Regions from separate parts of the Mus musculus genome. Here region 1 is linked to region 2. A link is a loop called in an ENCODE intact Hi-C map of the cell type or tissue named here. Cell type or tissue: heart. All regions are shown on one strand.

What was found. A loop is a pair of places that touch in the nucleus more often than their neighbours do. Peaks named below come from ENCODE experiments on the same cell type or tissue, not always from the same donor. Only the 100,000 strongest peaks of a DNase experiment are listed, where the experiment ranks them.
Region 1: it touches region 2 in a loop (5-fold over the local background); 3 of 42 quality-filtered maps call a loop at or near these places.

The regions. Positions count from the first base shown.
Region 1 is chr3:137,861,637-137,869,636 of GRCm38, reverse strand. It overlaps H2az1 (H2A.Z variant histone 1), which reads right to left and starts at 5,150. Exons shown (of 5, transcript NM_016750.3): 1 at 4,941-5,150; 2 at 4,427-4,504; 3 at 4,004-4,117; 4 at 3,497-3,626; 5 at 2,715-3,251. The coding sequence starts at 4,943. The coding sequence ends at 3,190. Dnajb14 (DnaJ heat shock protein family (Hsp40) member B14) reads right to left here and starts at 1,962. Exons shown (of 8, transcript NM_001033155.1): 1 at 1,581-1,962. The coding sequence starts at 1,713. Gm43403 (predicted gene 43403) reads left to right here and starts at 5,311. Exons shown (of 2, transcript NR_169184.1): 1 at 5,311-5,672; 2 at 5,800-5,950. In heart, a CTCF peak has its summit at 3,858; DNase peaks (open chromatin) are centred at 1,846, 3,916, 4,416, 5,256 and 1 weaker place; H3K4me3 peaks cover 4,989 bases; H3K27ac peaks cover 4,294 bases.
Region 2 is chr3:138,523,427-138,531,426 of GRCm38, reverse strand. Eif4e (eukaryotic translation initiation factor 4E) reads right to left here and starts at 5,236. Exons shown (of 8, transcript NM_007917.4): 1 at 5,133-5,236; 2 at 4,113-4,159. The coding sequence starts at 4,130. Mir1956 (microRNA 1956) reads right to left here and starts at 5,006; the gene lies at 4,942-5,006. In heart, a CTCF peak has its summit at 4,248; DNase peaks (open chromatin) are centred at 3,466, 4,196 and 4,776; H3K4me3 peaks cover 3,043 bases; H3K27ac peaks cover 2,276 bases.

The sequences.
Region 1 (8,000 bases), 660 kb after region 2:
GTTCCTCAAAAATCAAAATTAGAATTACCATATGACCCAAGAATCCCACTTCTGGGTATATATGCAGAACTGAAATCAGGCTTGTAGACACTCATGCTCATAGGCACATTACTCAACACAAAAGAGGTGGAAGCAACCCAAACATCATTGACAGGGACTAAGTAAGAATTTGTGACAGCTAGTGTCAAAGCTTAGACCTGTGCTCAATCTCTACACTATGTGGGGAGAGACCTATTCCTCTGCACGCACGCATGCACGCAACGCGCTAAATAAATACCCTCCAAAAAGAAAAGGTGATGTTAAATGTGTATGTGCACAGCCACACCTAGGCACATGGGTATATAAATAATAGAATACTGTTCAGCAATTTTAAAAAAGGAAATCTGTCGCGGGTTGCAATATGGATGAAATCTGAAGTTAGTAAGTAAATAGATAATGCAGACATGCAAAGTCAAATTCTGTACGATTTCACATAGATCAGGTACCAAATTAGACTAGTCTATGAGAATGGACAGTAGCAAGGGAGCTACCAGGAAACAGGAGAGTACAGGGGGTTACTTAACTGGTGTAAGATAAAAAACAAAAAAATACCGATCCTGTGGTACGCATGAAAATACTTAACACTACTAAACTGTACACCTAAAAATGATAATTTTTATTTCACACTTTTTACAATTAACTTTTCTTTCACTATCTTTTCCTGCCCTGTCCCAATGCTAACAAAAAGGTAAAGTGAAAATCAGCAGAGATAAAAGGCTTCAACGATGTAAAAAGAATTAAGAAAACAATAAATTAAAACAGGGGGCTGCTTATCAAGTTTCCTCTTAATCCTCTTAACCTGGAAATTCTTTCAACAACAGTTAAATGTCATCCTATGGGCATGGGAAAAAAAAAAAAAGACAAAACCAAAAAACGGTAGTAAAGGCCTTGTAGAGATTAAAACTCAGTGCCTATTATGACTTTGCCCATTCCTATACGACCTTGGGCAAGGTATTTTCATTCATTTCATTCATTCATTCATTCATTTGGCAAAAGTTTCTGCACATGGTCAAATAACACGGTACTTTTCTGAGGAATAAGAGGGGCATATAAAATACTAGGCACAACTCGTGGCGCTTTGTGAGTGTTGTGTTGACTGTAGAGTTAGACAATGAATAAGGTGAATTAAAGTAGGGTAAGTCCATAGCCTACTCTTTAGCGATGTACCGAACTTGCGGGTACTTACGGTGCCATATCAAACCAGACACTATTTAGGAATCATCAATAACTTCACCATCCCTTTCGAAAGTGGAGCTGTCTTGTAAGGGCTCTCTCCTCCCTGGGAAAAGCAGTGTCATCTAAGGTATTCGAAGATACTTGCTTAAGGAACGGACAAATTACAGAACCCGGGGATGGTGAAGCCCGAGAAGCCGCTGGAGTCCCCGCTCCTGTCACTTCACAGGGGCCTAGGCTGATCTGGGGAGGGGACCCGTCACCCAGCACCCCACAGCGCCCCGCCTGTGTCCCTGAGTGCTGGAGCGGCCGCGGCCGGCGGGGCGCAGGGCGCGGGGGCCGGGGTCACGGCGGGGGCCGGGGCTCACCGCGCGCGGCCGGCAGCGGGTACAGCTTCTCGGCCTTCTGGAGGAAGCGCTGGGCCTTGTCGCGGTTGCCGGCGCTCAGGGCCTCGCGAGCGATCTGCACGCATTTCTCCGCCTCGTCGCGGTTGCCCTCCATGGCTCGCGCCTGCCTCGGTGTCCGCGGCCGCGCAGCTGCGAGGGGGGCCCGCCGCGGAGGAGGCGAGGCGGCCGGGCGGGGCACGGCGCGGCACGGCGCGGGGAGGAGCGGGCACCGCGGCGGCGGCCCGGCGACGGGCGGCCTCGCAGCTCCGCCTCCTCACGGCCGCCTCCCCGCCCCCCGCGGCCGCAGCGGCGCCAGCCGCGTCCCTCCCGGGCCTGGCGGACCGTAAAGCCGACGCGGTAACCCGGGAGGAGGGCGGGGAGGCCGTGGGTTGGCGGAGCGCGGACGCCCCGGCCCCTAGGCTCCGGTGTGGCCCGGAGCCCGCCTTCCGCGCCACCGGGGTGGGGACAGGGACCCTCACGACCAGATCCACAAGGATCAGAGGCCAGGCCTCCTGGCCCTTAGGTCTTGGGAAGCCCTGGGCCTCCGTTAGGGAGTGATTGCCGCATGGATTCGTCCTACAGGCGCTTCCTGCTTTGGATCGGAAGCCCTGGAACCCCCAACCCCCGCAGTTCCCCAGCCCTTCTCAGCGGCACATCTGACCCACCTGCCACCTGGCAGGTACAATGCAGCTCTTTGGGTTAAAGCAGCTGTAAGGCAGGAAGTTCTTTCATCCACATAGGCTGCTTAAGCACCTCCTATTCTGTTTGATTTGCTCCAGGAATTAGGATACATGTCTTAAGGCTCAGGGAGGGGAAAGGGGTCAATGTATAATAATGGAACATGCTTGGCATGAATCAAGATGTGACTAGCATTTCACACCTGTGTCTGGTCACTAAAAGCAAATTATATCCGAAGTTCATTCGGTGGAGGTACTTTCGTTGTACCCTGAGGGTCTCTGTACTTGTGTCCCACCTTAGGATACAGGCCCTTTCACATTAGTTAACTGTCAATTGGGGGGGGGGGGGACGCCAAAAGCAGTTACCTCCAGCTTCTTCCCAAGTTTTAAGACCCTAAGAGGTCATATGATACAAAGAAACAACAAAAGTACCACGGGGTTATGACTACAGATGCACTGTTTAATTAGTAAGCAGAGAATGTACTTGTTGCTGAGTGAGATCTAAGGTAAGTCCCGATTATTAAGCAAGTTTAAAGCTAGTTTGGGATATGACCTTTATTGAGCTTATCCACCAGAGTGGAAACAATGTCTGTACAAAACCAAATGCTTGTTACTATAACTTCTGCATCACAATTAAAATCCAAACAGTTTTTTAAAAACAGTCAACTCAATCAAAACCCACTACTTCAGAATCAATAGCTTCTTTGAAGCCACAGTAACACTTAAATATGGTTAAGACTCGAATGCAGAAATTTGGTTGGTTGGAAGGCTAATTAAGCCTCCAACTTGCTCAAATAGAATTACAAAAAGGCAAAATTGTGTTTTTCACAGAGATACAGTCCACTGGAATCACCAACACTGGACAGCTGTTAGGAATATTTAGAGTCCTGAGATAATAAGGAATCCAGGCATCCTTAAACAGTCTTCTGTTGTCCTTTCTTCCCGATCAGCGATTTGTGGATGTGTGGGATGACACCTAGGAGAGGGACACAGATTAAGTCTACCTTCTGGATAAACATTTAAAAAAACAATACATGAACTCAAAGCAGGTAAAATTCATATACAAAGTGAAAACTTGAGGGATGAACAATGATCTTAGCAAAAACTAAGTGGAAAGCCAAACCCCATGAAAGCACCCTGTACTGAAATCTCTTCTAGAAACAATGGGAGTGTAGGAATTTTCTTCTTAAATAGAATGTTAGGAGTTTAGGGATGACATACCACCACCAGCAATGGTAGCTTTGATCAGAGAATCCAATTCTTCATCTCCACGTATAGCAAGCTGCAAGTGACGAGGGGTGATACGCTTTACCTTTAAGTCTTTTGACGCATTTCCTGCCAACTCAAGTACCTAAAAGGCAAAAAATAAATAAAAATCTGATGATCAATATTCCAACTTACTTTCAATCAAGATCTTTGAACCTCAATGGTGTTATTTACCAACTGTTGTCATTCCCTACTACCTGAATGATAAAATTATGCAGAATTATGCAAAAAAAAAAAAAAAACCACCCAAAAAACCCCGAAGGGGCACGCAATTGCATTTGCAGGAGCAGCACACTCTGGCCCAGCAGCCTCCTCGGCTGAACGCGAGCTCCCTCTAGCGCTCCCTCGGTCTGCGCGCCGCTCTTAGGGCCTGCGAGTTTTCTTGCATCACTTTCCTCCTCTCTCGCCACTTTCCCCCGCCCCCCCAGAGCTTTTCCAGATCACAGGCGTACTCCCGCTTACCTCTGCGGTGAGGTACTCCAGGATGGCTGCGCTGTACACAGCGGCGGTCGCGCCCACACGTCCGTGGCTGGTTGTCCTAGATTTCAGGTGTCGATGAATACGGCCCACAGGGAACTTGATTTTTATGCACACAAACAAACGAACAAACAAGAAAAAAAATGCACAAAGATAGGAAATTCGTTAAGATAAGATGTGCGCGCCAAAGCCAAGGACGGTGGTGGTGCACCAACGCGCCCCGCCAGTTAACACACATGTGATCCGACGCCCCCCCTCCCCAAACCCCAGTATTCACTGTCTCCGCAGGGCCAAGTCGCGACACATCACTCATGCTAAGATGGAACACCCATGGAGGGTGCAGACAAACAAGCAAGGGGGGTGCAAACATAAAGGCCCGGTCACCCGACTGCGGCAGTTGCTACCCACCTGCAAGCCGGCTCGCTGCGAGCGGGAAACCGCCTTTGTCTTGGCCTTTCCGGAGTCCTTTCCAGCCTTACCGCCAGCCTGCGGCGCCGCCGACGCCCGCGAGCCCGGGAGGGACGGAGAAGATAGAATTACCAAGGCGGCGCGCCCCTCCCCCACCACAGCGCGTCCTGGAGGCGAGCGAGCGCGCGCTCGGCCGCCCGCCGCCCGCCCCGCCGGGGACCCCGGGCCGCCGCTCGCCCCCCGCCCGCCCTTCTCCCCCGCCGACCCCTGCCGCGAGCCCGCCGCGGCTGCGCGCCCCCGCGCCGGCTCCCAGCCGCGCCGTGCGCGCCCCCCCAACCGTCGCCTCCCGCCTGGAGCTCCGGGGCTCCGAAAACACCTCCCCTCCGCTCGTCCCGACCCCGTCCCCGCACGCTCCCACTCGCCGCCGCCGCCGCCTCTCCCAGCCCCGGGGACGGCGGCCCCGCCCGCTCGGAGCCTGCAGCCCGCGGCCGCCCGCCGTCACTCTTCACGTTACCATCTCGGACCGTGCTGAAGCTCCGACGAGCGAGGAAGAGACGAGGCCAGGCGGACGCTCAGCGAGATCCCAGCGCCCACTCCTCCGTCGGACCGCGATTCAAACTGCGCCGTCTCCCGCCTTCCTCGCGCCCTTTATACTGCAGAATGTTCCCTCATCCGGGAACTCGGCCGGTTCGGCCCACCAATGGTTGCCTCCCGCCCTCGGGACGCGTCCTTGAGGCTCCAGCCAATGGGAGAACGCACAGCGGAGTGGCGGGGCGGGCGCTCGGGAGCTCGAGCGATGATTGGCGCGTGGGGGATGAGTTAGGGGGGGAGGAGATGCGGCGGGACGAGGACCGGGAGAAGAAGGGGCGCCGCGGCGGGAGGGCAGCAACAGAGCGCTGCGCCACCGAGCGAGTGGACGGTGGTGTCACGTGCCTGGAGGGAGGAGCTGGAAGGCTGGGGAGGAGCGCGCGCTGGCGTCCTCCCCGCTGCAGCCTCCCCCCCTCCACTCCCCCGCGGTGCTCCGGAGACCACGTGAGCTTCCCTCCCGGTCTAGCCTGGCCCCCTCGCTGACAACCGGCGCCTCTCGGTTGCCCTCTGGCCTGGCCTTTCGTGTCCGCAGATCTCGGTTTCCTTCAGAGTCCTGCCTTCTGACAGGTGGCTCGAAGGCGTCCGGCAAGAAGAGCTCAGCTCGGCCTCTACTTGGTGAACCACTTCCCTGATAAAAGTGTCACCTACCCCACCCCCGGTAGTTTTTTCATCTTCCTCCACTTCTGTCCTCACCTCTTGTTACCCCTCACCCCCCTCATCCTGTCTCATAACAACAGTGGAGCCAAGTTACCGTGGGGATAACAAGTAATTTTGTCTACACACAGGAAGCTTGGGATGAAGCGGTTTTTTATAATGAAGTCACCGGCCATATTTTTGCGAAGACTTCGCATCAATGGGATGCACCTATAGCCTAGTGTCTAAAGTTGATTTGTTGAAACATTAAAGCTATTATGTGTCAGCTTTCCTACACTAAAACATTTTGCCACATGACAAATGTTGGTAAATGTCAGTGGGGTAACTGTAACATGATTCACAAGCAGTTACAGATGGTTCATGTAATCAGTTACAAATGCTGGGCTTAAAAAAAAAAATAGACTTGTACACACGGTACTGTCCTGATGCCAGCCACTTAGACGTGCAGTTAGTAGATCTACAGCACCTGCATTTATCACTCGCTGCTTGGAGACCATAATTATCTGAGTCTTGCGAATTTCGCATTTATATTAATACGTAGCACTTTTCAATTAAACATGATTGTGTGGCCATGTGGGTGGGCGCGGGTGCTCACCTCATTACTATAGTTGTGGAAATCGGATGACAACTTGAGTGAGTGCTCTCTTTCCAGGGTTCCAGAGATAAACTCAGGTATCAGGTAGTCAACTCTCACACAGCTAGCACCCGTCGAGTTATATCACCGGTTTATACTTTTTACATAATTGAATAGTAATATGAAGAGAATATTGAAGCGTAAACTCCACATTATTAGTACTTAAGTTTGGGAGATTTTATGAAATTAGAGGAACTCTCTGATACCAGGACATTAATGCTAGAGGAGAGACTCCAAACAATATTGATTCCGAGGCTTATTGGAACTAAGGAATTGTAATGATGTCATCACATGCCGAAAACAACTGAGGCTCCTGACATCCCAGCACCTAGAAGGCTGCATCAGAAGAGTCATAAGCAGAATGCTAGTCAACTCTACAACGATGGCATTTCAGACACCTAAGGACTGGCCTGCTGTGATGGTGGCAACCTACATCCTTAATACCAGCCCTTGAGAGGCAGAGGCAGGCAGATCTTTGTGACTTCAAGGCCCACACGGTCTACACAGTGAGTTCCAAGCCATCTACAGCTACAGACTGAGGCCCTGTCTTCAAAAAAAAAAACCAAGTATAAAGCCAAGCCCAGTAGGCTATCCCTGGCTTCTGATGGGATTTCTTGATATTTACCTCATAACATACGTCCATTCTCTAGAGAATTCTGTGTGAGCTTTTTCCCATGGAATCCAACTAAAAGGTTGACTTTTCTTCACTGAAGAGTGGTAGCAAGAATAAACTAGCAAGTACATGTGAGTTCTGTGGCGCCTCCTCACTGTAATCTTAGTTCTCAACCCTTTCTGCTTGTGCCTTTTAAAATGTTTTTTATTCTTATTTTTGAAACATGATCTTAATTCTGTAGCCCAGGCTAGCCTGGGATTTTCTATATAGATAACGTTGAGCTCAAACTTGTGATTCTCCTGCCTCTGCATTGTATATGCTGAGCTTATAGGTGCACACTACCATGCTTTTCAGAAAGGTTAGTAACCTTTGAAAGCTCAAGCCCCACCCCACCTTTTTCACATAGCCCTTAAAGGATTTAGGAAAACCTTATGCAGATTACATGGTAACATGTGCTTGACAATCAGCATATACTCAACAAACAACTATCCTATAAGGAGAATAAGGAAAGTGTGGTGATTTGAGAGAAAATAGCCCTATAGGCTCATAATATTTGAATGTTTGGGCCTTAGTAGAACTGATTGGGAAGGACTGGTAGGTGTGGCCTTGTTGGAGGAAGCATGCAACAGGAGATCACTTTAAGGTTTAAAACTGTTAAGCCAGGCTCAATCTCGCCTGTGTGTGCCTGTAGACTGTAGATCAGGATATAAGCTTTTTTTTTTTTTTTTTTTTTTTTTTTTTTTTTTTTGAGACAGGGTTTCTCTGTATAGCCCTGGCTGTCCTGGAGCTCACTCTGTAGACCAGGCTGTCCTCGAACTTGGAAATCCACCTGCCTCTGCCTCCCAAGTGCTGGGATTAAAGGCTTAGGATATAAGCTCTTAGCCTTACACCTTCCTGCCTGCTGCCATGCCTGCTGCCATAACGATCAGGAACTAAGCATCTGGAACTGTAAGCCAGCCCCCAATTAAATGCTTTCCTTTATAAGAGCTGCTTTGGTCTTGATCTCTCTTCACAGCAATAGAACAATCTAAAACAGAAGGGAAGAGAAAATAACATATTCCTAATTGGTTTTTCTTGACTGTTAC
Region 2 (8,000 bases):
AATTTGCTCGGGACTTTCTATGTTCAATCTGAATTAAGCCAACCTGACTCATTTTACATGATTCTAGATAACTGTGTAAACTGTACATTCAGATTTAATTTCTCTAAGTCAAGCATACAGATTCAGAGTATAAACTTAAGTGAAATTTGGAATAAACACCCAAAGTTTGGTTTATTACTAAACTAAGAAAATGGGTTTCTCACTAAAGAAAAAGAAATTGTCAAAGTTGGCTTACCAAGCCATCTGCTTTTTGTTGATAAGCACATTACATTTTATTCTTTTCCTGTTTTCTTTCAAAGCTTTTCCCCCATGTGTATGGGCACAGTGTGTCTGCATGCACAGATATGTGCAACACATGCATGCCTGGTGTGCGAGGCTCTCCTGAAACTCGGAGCTGGAATGCATGTCAGACAGCTGTGAGCCACCATGTGCGTGCTGGGAATTGAACCTGGGTCCTCTAGAGTTGCTTTTAACTGATGAGCCACCTCTCTAGCCCTTTTTAAAGAGTTTTAAGTATATATTTACTTACTCATTTTTCTATGCGTGCGCTTGCTTTGGTGTGGACCTGGAGGTCAGAGAGCGACTTTGCATGAGGTCCTCTGTTTGCACTTGAGGGTTCTAGCTCTGACTCAGGTCCTCAGGCTTGGCACTTTTACCCCTAAAACCATCTATCTCACTGGACCTTTTTTTCTTGGATCTTATTTTGCTCTGAGATAAGACCTTGATATGTAGGCCAAGCTAAATTCACAATTCTGTTGCCTGCACTTCTGAGTGCTGGGATTACAGTTGCACAGCACCACAGCAGGCTTCTGTGTTTAAGTCTTACTTTAAAAGCACGTTTCTAAGCATAAAGGAACTGGACTAGGTGTGATGGTTACCCCTGTAAATCCCAACACTGGGAAGACAGGAACAACTCCCACCCCCACCTCAAGTTTTTGGTTAACCAGTCTGGCCTAAATAGTAAGCTCCAAGCCAACAATGGCTACACAAAAACCAAAAAATGAAAACTACAAGAAATTATTCTCTAATGAAAGTATTCTCTAATAAATAACAAGAAAAAAAGTAGAGCAGCAGAAGAACAAGCTATCTAAAAGGAAACACAAGCCACTAGGAACAGTGGGGGACACTGTCCTGCCATCCTTACTCAATCTAATTTTGACATTGCCACAATTCCAGGAGAGCAGCCTTTGTCCACAAGTTCTGTGAAGCAATACAATATAATGTTCCCCTTTGAACTTCTCAATTTATACTTGTAAGCCATTACTAAGCTCAAATAATTAAAACCATGTAGTATCAAATTGAAAATGACTATGAAAATTCCATAGACTAAAAATTTGGCCAATGCTTATAAAAGGTTGGGTATGTAGGGGGGAGAAAAACCAACAGTTCACGACTATGTCAGTGTGCTCAACCTTCCTAATGCTGTGACCCTTTAATGCAGTTCCTCAGGTTGTAGTCACCCCATACTATAGAAGCATTTTCATTGCTACTTCCTAATTTTGCTAGTTATAAATCACAATATAAACATCTGTGTTTTCTGATGGTCTTAGGCAGCTCTTGTTAAAGGGTCTTTAGACTCCAAAAGGGTCACACCCTACAGGTTGATAAGTGTTTACAATTAAGCACACTACCAAAAAAAACAAAACAAAAAAAAAACAAAAAAAACAAACAAACAAAAAAAAAACCTCACAAGCTAAATGAAAATAGCAATGACCAAATAAGATTTTTAATTTTTACAAGCTTCATCTGTAATCCAATAGTAGAATAAGTAATCTTTTTTTTTTATTACTTAAAACTGAAAAAGTACTAGTGTAGTTTAGTGGTAGAATGAAATTAGTAAACGTACCAGGCCCTAAAACTCAAGCTAAAATCAAGCACCCAAACCGTTTAGTTTGGAGGAAGTCCTAGAGCTAGGTCTGTAGAACAGACTGTTTCTGCCTCCTGAGTGCTGGGATTAAAGAAGGCCAGAGCAACCACTCAACTCCAAAAGGAAATCTTACAAATGTTACCAAGAGCACTGCATGACTATCCTACAAGCCAGGGGGTACCGACAGAAGAAAATGAGCTCCGCAATGTCATTTCGCATACTGTCTCCAACTAGTTTCCATCCAAGTTTCATCCTTCACACTTGTTAGGTTTCTAGGTTTCTCTTGTCCTTAAATTTACACACTATCCACATCAACCCTGCCATCACTAGGAAGAGTATTTCACCTCTGACCCAGACACTGACGAGGAACAAAGCACAGACCACATTTAATATAACTTTGTATCCTAGATATCACTCTGTACCCACCCAAAACTATCAGCAACTCCTAAGTACTGACTCAGAACAAAATCCAATGACTACATTGTGGCTTTAGCACAATCCAAGACTTAAGTGGAACTGAGATGTCATAGAACACATTGCTGTTTATTGCTTAGCTTTGCCTCTATTATTATCTGTAATATTTTCCTCTAACACTGGTAGAGAAAAGTAGAAGATTCAATCAGGAGACAGGAGAACTTGTCAAGAGTCTAGGTTACATTTAAATGCTTCCCCTCTTGCTCTTACATTGATATTCTAAAGTTAATTTCACCAACAACTTATGATGCAGTTTTGCAAAATGCCAGGAAAACTGATGTCAATAAAGAACAAGTAAATCATGTCTCCACTCCCAAAAAGTTGTCTTGAATTTTGCCAAGATAAGGCCATTTTGCAAACATATCAAATTATTCATATTCAGTCTATCGGTGAGTTTTAAAACATCTGGCAAAGGTGTTCTACAGAGGTTTCTGGTTGCTAGTCTATGCCTTTATGCGCCTGAGACTTTCACACATGTGTGACATTCCTTAAAAAAAAAAAAAAAAACCTGCGATGGATGGCCAGTGAGCCAGCTGCTGGCAAACCCAAACCATGACAGAAGAAAAAAAAAAAAAAAAAATCACCACCTTCGGGCTACCGGAGTTACGCCGTGATGCTCTATGTGCATCTTGCTTCAATTAATTTCAAAATAGCGCTTTCATTAAGAGGGAAGCAGTATAAAGTTAAGAAGGAAACATCAAATGGAAAAGCAAATGCTGATGAGCTTAAGTGATGGTTCGAGAAAAGCGCCTGAATCTCGATCCTCGGGACTCTAAAAGCTGTCCTCTGACCTCCACTCGCAAGTCGCGGCTCGCGCCACTGCCCCCACCATGCTTTAAAAAAAAATGTTTTTTCTTTTAATTTAAGAAAAGGTAATCTTGAAAGTTCCTATTTCTAAAATTAAGTGTTCGTTGGCTATCTCCCAGACGATCTGGTGGTGGCTTAAGAGCGGAAGAATCTACCCGGTCCTCGGAGGCGTGCGCGCTGCGCCCCGAGGATGAATGAATGGAAAGCCCGGCGCGTGTGAAATGCAGGTCTCCGGCCAGCCGACCCGCGGCGGCGATCTGTAGGCCTCGCTCCTCCCCCTTCCCTCCTCCATGACAGCCCCGTCCCGGCGTGGAGGGGCCAGGACAATGTGATCCCCACCTCAGCCGGCCCCTGTCCCCGGCGCCGGGAGGTGCGCGACACGACCCCTGAGCATGCTCCCCTACTCAACGCCACGGCCCCCGGCTCCCCGCGGGACGCGCCCGCCCAGCTCCCGCGCGCCCACCGGTGGGCTCCGCCAGCCCACCCTCCTCCGCAGCTCCAGAGCGCGGCCCGCACGAGGACCCCCGGCGGCGGGTCGCCGGCGACGGCGAGGCGCCGCTGCCTCGGGCTCCCTCTCCGGCTCTCTCGGGCCGGCTCGCCGCCCACCAGCCACGGTGCCCGCTAGGAGCCGCCCGCCCCACGCCCCCCCGAGACCCCGGGACCCCACGCCGATCCCCGCGCCCGTGTCCCGAGCCGCCCTCCGCCCGCCGCATCGCGGCCCCGCGCGGCGCCCCTCCCCCCACCGCCCCGGTGCCCGGGCCCCCACACGGCGTGTGCGCTCCACGCTGCCGCCGCCAGCCTCCCGGCGCCGAGGCTGCCCGCCGAAGGTCAGGCCGGGGGCGGGCAGGGACCGGACGCGGCGGGAGGCGCCGTGCGCGCCGGTAACGCCGTCCTGCGGGAGTCCCTGAGCGGAGGAAGCCGGAGCGCGGGGAGCTCGGGGGTGGGGGCCGAAGGCAATACTCACCGGTTCCACAGTCGCCATCTTAGATCGATCTGATCGCACAACCGCTCCTGAAGGGGGGGCGAGAGGAAAAAAATGAGATTCAAACCGGATTGGCCGGCTCCTGCCCACGTGACGGACGTGTCCGTTTGGCCCTAGCGGCGCCTGCGCAAGACTGCAGCTGCTTGGGGAAGGAGAGGCTTCTGGGAAGTGGAGTCTTTTTTTTTTTTTTTTTTTTTTTTTTTCTTAAGGCAAGAAGTTTTTTTTTTTCTTCCAAAAAAAAAAAAAGTGATCACGTGGTCGCTGGCGAGGGTGCGTGGCTCCCGGCGCCGCGGGCGCTTCCTGCCGAGTTGGATTTAGGCCTCTGCTGGGCAGCGGGCAGAGCTCCGGTTGCACTCACTGCGGGGCATTCCTGCTGTGCCTTCTGTCGCCCAGTCCTCCCATCTTTCCTAGAAGGTTGAGAACTGCAGGCTCAGCACACGCAAGAAGGCTTCATTTGCTTAGCTGAGGTCCTAAGACAAGTTGCTTTTTATTTAGTTTTTCTTTTCGCCTCCCACCATTTTCTCTTGGTTTCTGAAAGAGGCGGCGATGGAGAGTCGTTGATGTGGTCTGCGTCTCCCCAGTCCCCGGTCCACTAACGCGGGTGGTCCCTTGCTACCATCGCTGCCCAAGCGGGTGGGCGGGCTTGCCCCACGGTACCCTCTCACTCGTTTGGGGAAGGGGAGTGCACGCGTCGGCTTTTCCTGTTCCCAGTCCTGAGATGAAGGCGTCAGGGGTGAATCTTGCTGGACGTGAAAGTTTGGAAGTTCTGTCCAATCGGTTCCAGTATTCTGCTTGGACGTGGACGGAAATAGCCTACGTCCAGGTGCCAGCCAGGGAAGCCACTCGGGGCTCCGCTGACTCAGCCCTGGACTGAAGGTCAGGAGTCGTTAAACCGGGTCAACTATGACTCTTGACGTTGACTCATACTCCTTAGGCGAGTGACTTAATACGCTCAGTGCCTCAACTTTTTCATTTATGAACCAAAGATGATAATACACTTACCTCACAAGGGTGTGCTGTGGTAAGGACTGTAACCAGCTTTGAAAACGCTTCGGAATCTAGAAGCAAGCGCGTGCCTTCCTTAAGGACCAGCTCCCTCCGCCTCCGCTGCTGTTTTAGCAATCTTGCTTCTTGACCCTGGGTCTTTTGAAGCGCAGGATGGCCTTGAACTTGAGGTATAGGGGAGGATGGCCTTGAACTGTCGATCCTCCTGCTTCCACCTCCCCCCCACAAAGTATCGGGATTACTGGCGCGTGCTGGGCGTGGGGGTGGGTTGGGAGAGCACTTTTTTGCTGAGATAGGGATGGAACTCAGGGCTTCCTGAGCGCTAGGCAAGCACTCTACCAACTGAGCTATATCCCCAAGCCTTAACAGTGTCTTAAAATTTTCTTTTCTTTACTTTGTTGCGTACACCGATGCAGTTTTAAAGGGAATGTAGCTGCTCTCAACAGAAACTTCGTGTTCATGAACTTATGTTCATAACAACTAACAAACAGAACTGGCATGCTACATTTTCTTCTAAGTTACCAGGCCGTCAAAGCACTGTTGGGTAAAGTTCCTAATGAGGGAGCCAGGATCTCATGGCTTCCACGCAGCTTAAAAATGTTACCGCCAGGAAAAGCAGTGTAAGCAGGCTATCTCGTGTCTGCCTCTCCATGGCATTGCTGTTGTCCAGAGCTGTGTCATAGCTATTATTGAGTACATAATGGATGCTTGGGTTGACTAACACATAATTGAGGCTGTGTAAGAACTCAAAGCCAGTGCCTGCTCGTGTTTTTGTTTACCAGGATGGCAGAAGTGATTTTAAACGAAAGCTTCTGTTTAAGTTGGCGTGAGTAGATTCTCAAGTAGACATAGCTCTATGAACTAAACACATAGGTGAATTTCTATGTACAAATCTGTTAACACTAACCAAAGTAATTATAATTGACCCCTTATTTTCTGTTGTCTGTAAAGTGATGTCTGGTTAATTTCTATGAGAAGACAGCATTAGGGTGCTGAGTTGTAGCTCAGTTGATAGAGTGTTCATCCAGCCTAGATTCCCCCCAACACCACATAAACCCAGCATGCTGGAGGATCAGGACTTTAAATTCAGTGACATGGCAAGTTCTAGGCCACCCAAAGAAACAGGAGAATCTCTATCCAAAGAAAGGAAAAAGACAACCTAAATATCCTGTTTTGAGCTTCAGGGTTGGTTACAGCACAAACCAATCCATTGGCAAGAAAGTATCCTGACAAGCCTGAAAACCACCAATATAAAGTTTTTGTTTAAAATGACATTTGATTGTTTTTTTTTTTTTAACCTTCTTCCTCTGTTGTCAGTGAAGACTCATATTTTGGGCTACAGGTATAACTCAGGGGTAGAATGTTTGCCTAGCTTGCTTAAGATTCAGGATCCAGCCGGGCGTGGTGGCACACACCTTTAATCCCAGCACTCAGGAGGCAGAGGCAGGTGGATTTCTGAGTTTGAGGCCAGCCTGGTCTACAGAGTGAGTTCCAGGACAGCCAGGGCTACACAGAGAAACCCTGTCTCAGAAAAAAAACAAACAGAACAAAAAAAGACTCAGGATCTACTTCCTAGTACCCCTGTGTTCCCACAAAGACTTGCGCTTTTACAGTTTTTTTTTTGTTTTTTTTTTTTGTTTTTTTTGTTTTTTGGTTTTTTTGGTTTTTCGAGACAGGGTTTCTCTCTGTAGCCCTGGCTGTCCTGGAACTCACTCTGTAGACCACGCCGGCCTCGAACTCAGAAATTCATCTGCCTCCCAAGTGCTGGGATTAAAGGCGTGTGCCACCACTGCCTGGCTCGCCCCATTCTTTATAGTTTAAGTCATCTCTATATCTGTATATGATTTATTGACTATTTTTAAACATTTCAGATGTGTTTGCCTAGTGTCAACACTTACGATTTCATCTTGTCAAATATATGGGGGCTAGATTTTTATGTGTTATGTCGGTCTGTATACAATCACTTTCATTTTGCTTATTTATTCATTTATTTGTGGACCCAGAGTCTTGCTATGTTGTCCAAGGTGGTCTTGAACTCATAGACTCATAGGATCCTCCCATCTAGTCTTCCAAAGAGGCTGCAACTGAAGCCACAGGCAGCTGTGCCCAGCCATCACCTTACTACCACACCCATGCTTGTGCATGTGGTGGCGCACGCCTTTAATCCCAGCACGTAGGAGGCAAAGGCAGGCAGTTTGAGGCCAGCCTGATCTACAAACCAAGTCCAGGACAACCAAGGCTCTGTTACACAGGGAAACCTGATCTCAGAAAGCCAAAGGAAAAAGGAAAAAGGAAAAGAAAAGTTTAATTTAAAATCAGGGAAATGTTTGAGAGATGCTCTGATGCTGGCCTGTATGATGGAGTTGTCTAGATCACACACAACTACTTTGGCCCAGGGTAGTGTCGATATAACTAGTCCTTATAATCCTGGCCTGATCGAATGTTACTGGGCTTTAGTAAATAATGAAGATAGCTTCTCAATATAATACATTCCTCAGTCTGGTATGTTACCATTTTAACTCATGTTAAGACTTCAAATAAGAGCCAGGTAGTGGTGGCTCACGCCTTTAATCCCTAGCACTTGGGAGGCAGAGGCAGGCGGATTTCTGAGTTCAAGGCCAGCCTAGTCAGAGAGTTCCAGAACAGCCAGGGCTATACAGAGAAACCCTGTCTTGAAAAAACAAAAAAACAAACAAACAAAAAGACTTCAAATAATTTGACAGAACACACGGGTTGTTTCTGTCATACTTTTCTTTGGAGTTTTAGTCTCTTGACTTAGATGACTGAAGTCATTGTTTTGCCAGACTTTTCTACTATGGTTGGAACTAATCACACCTGCTATGGTCTATATAAAAATATTTCTGC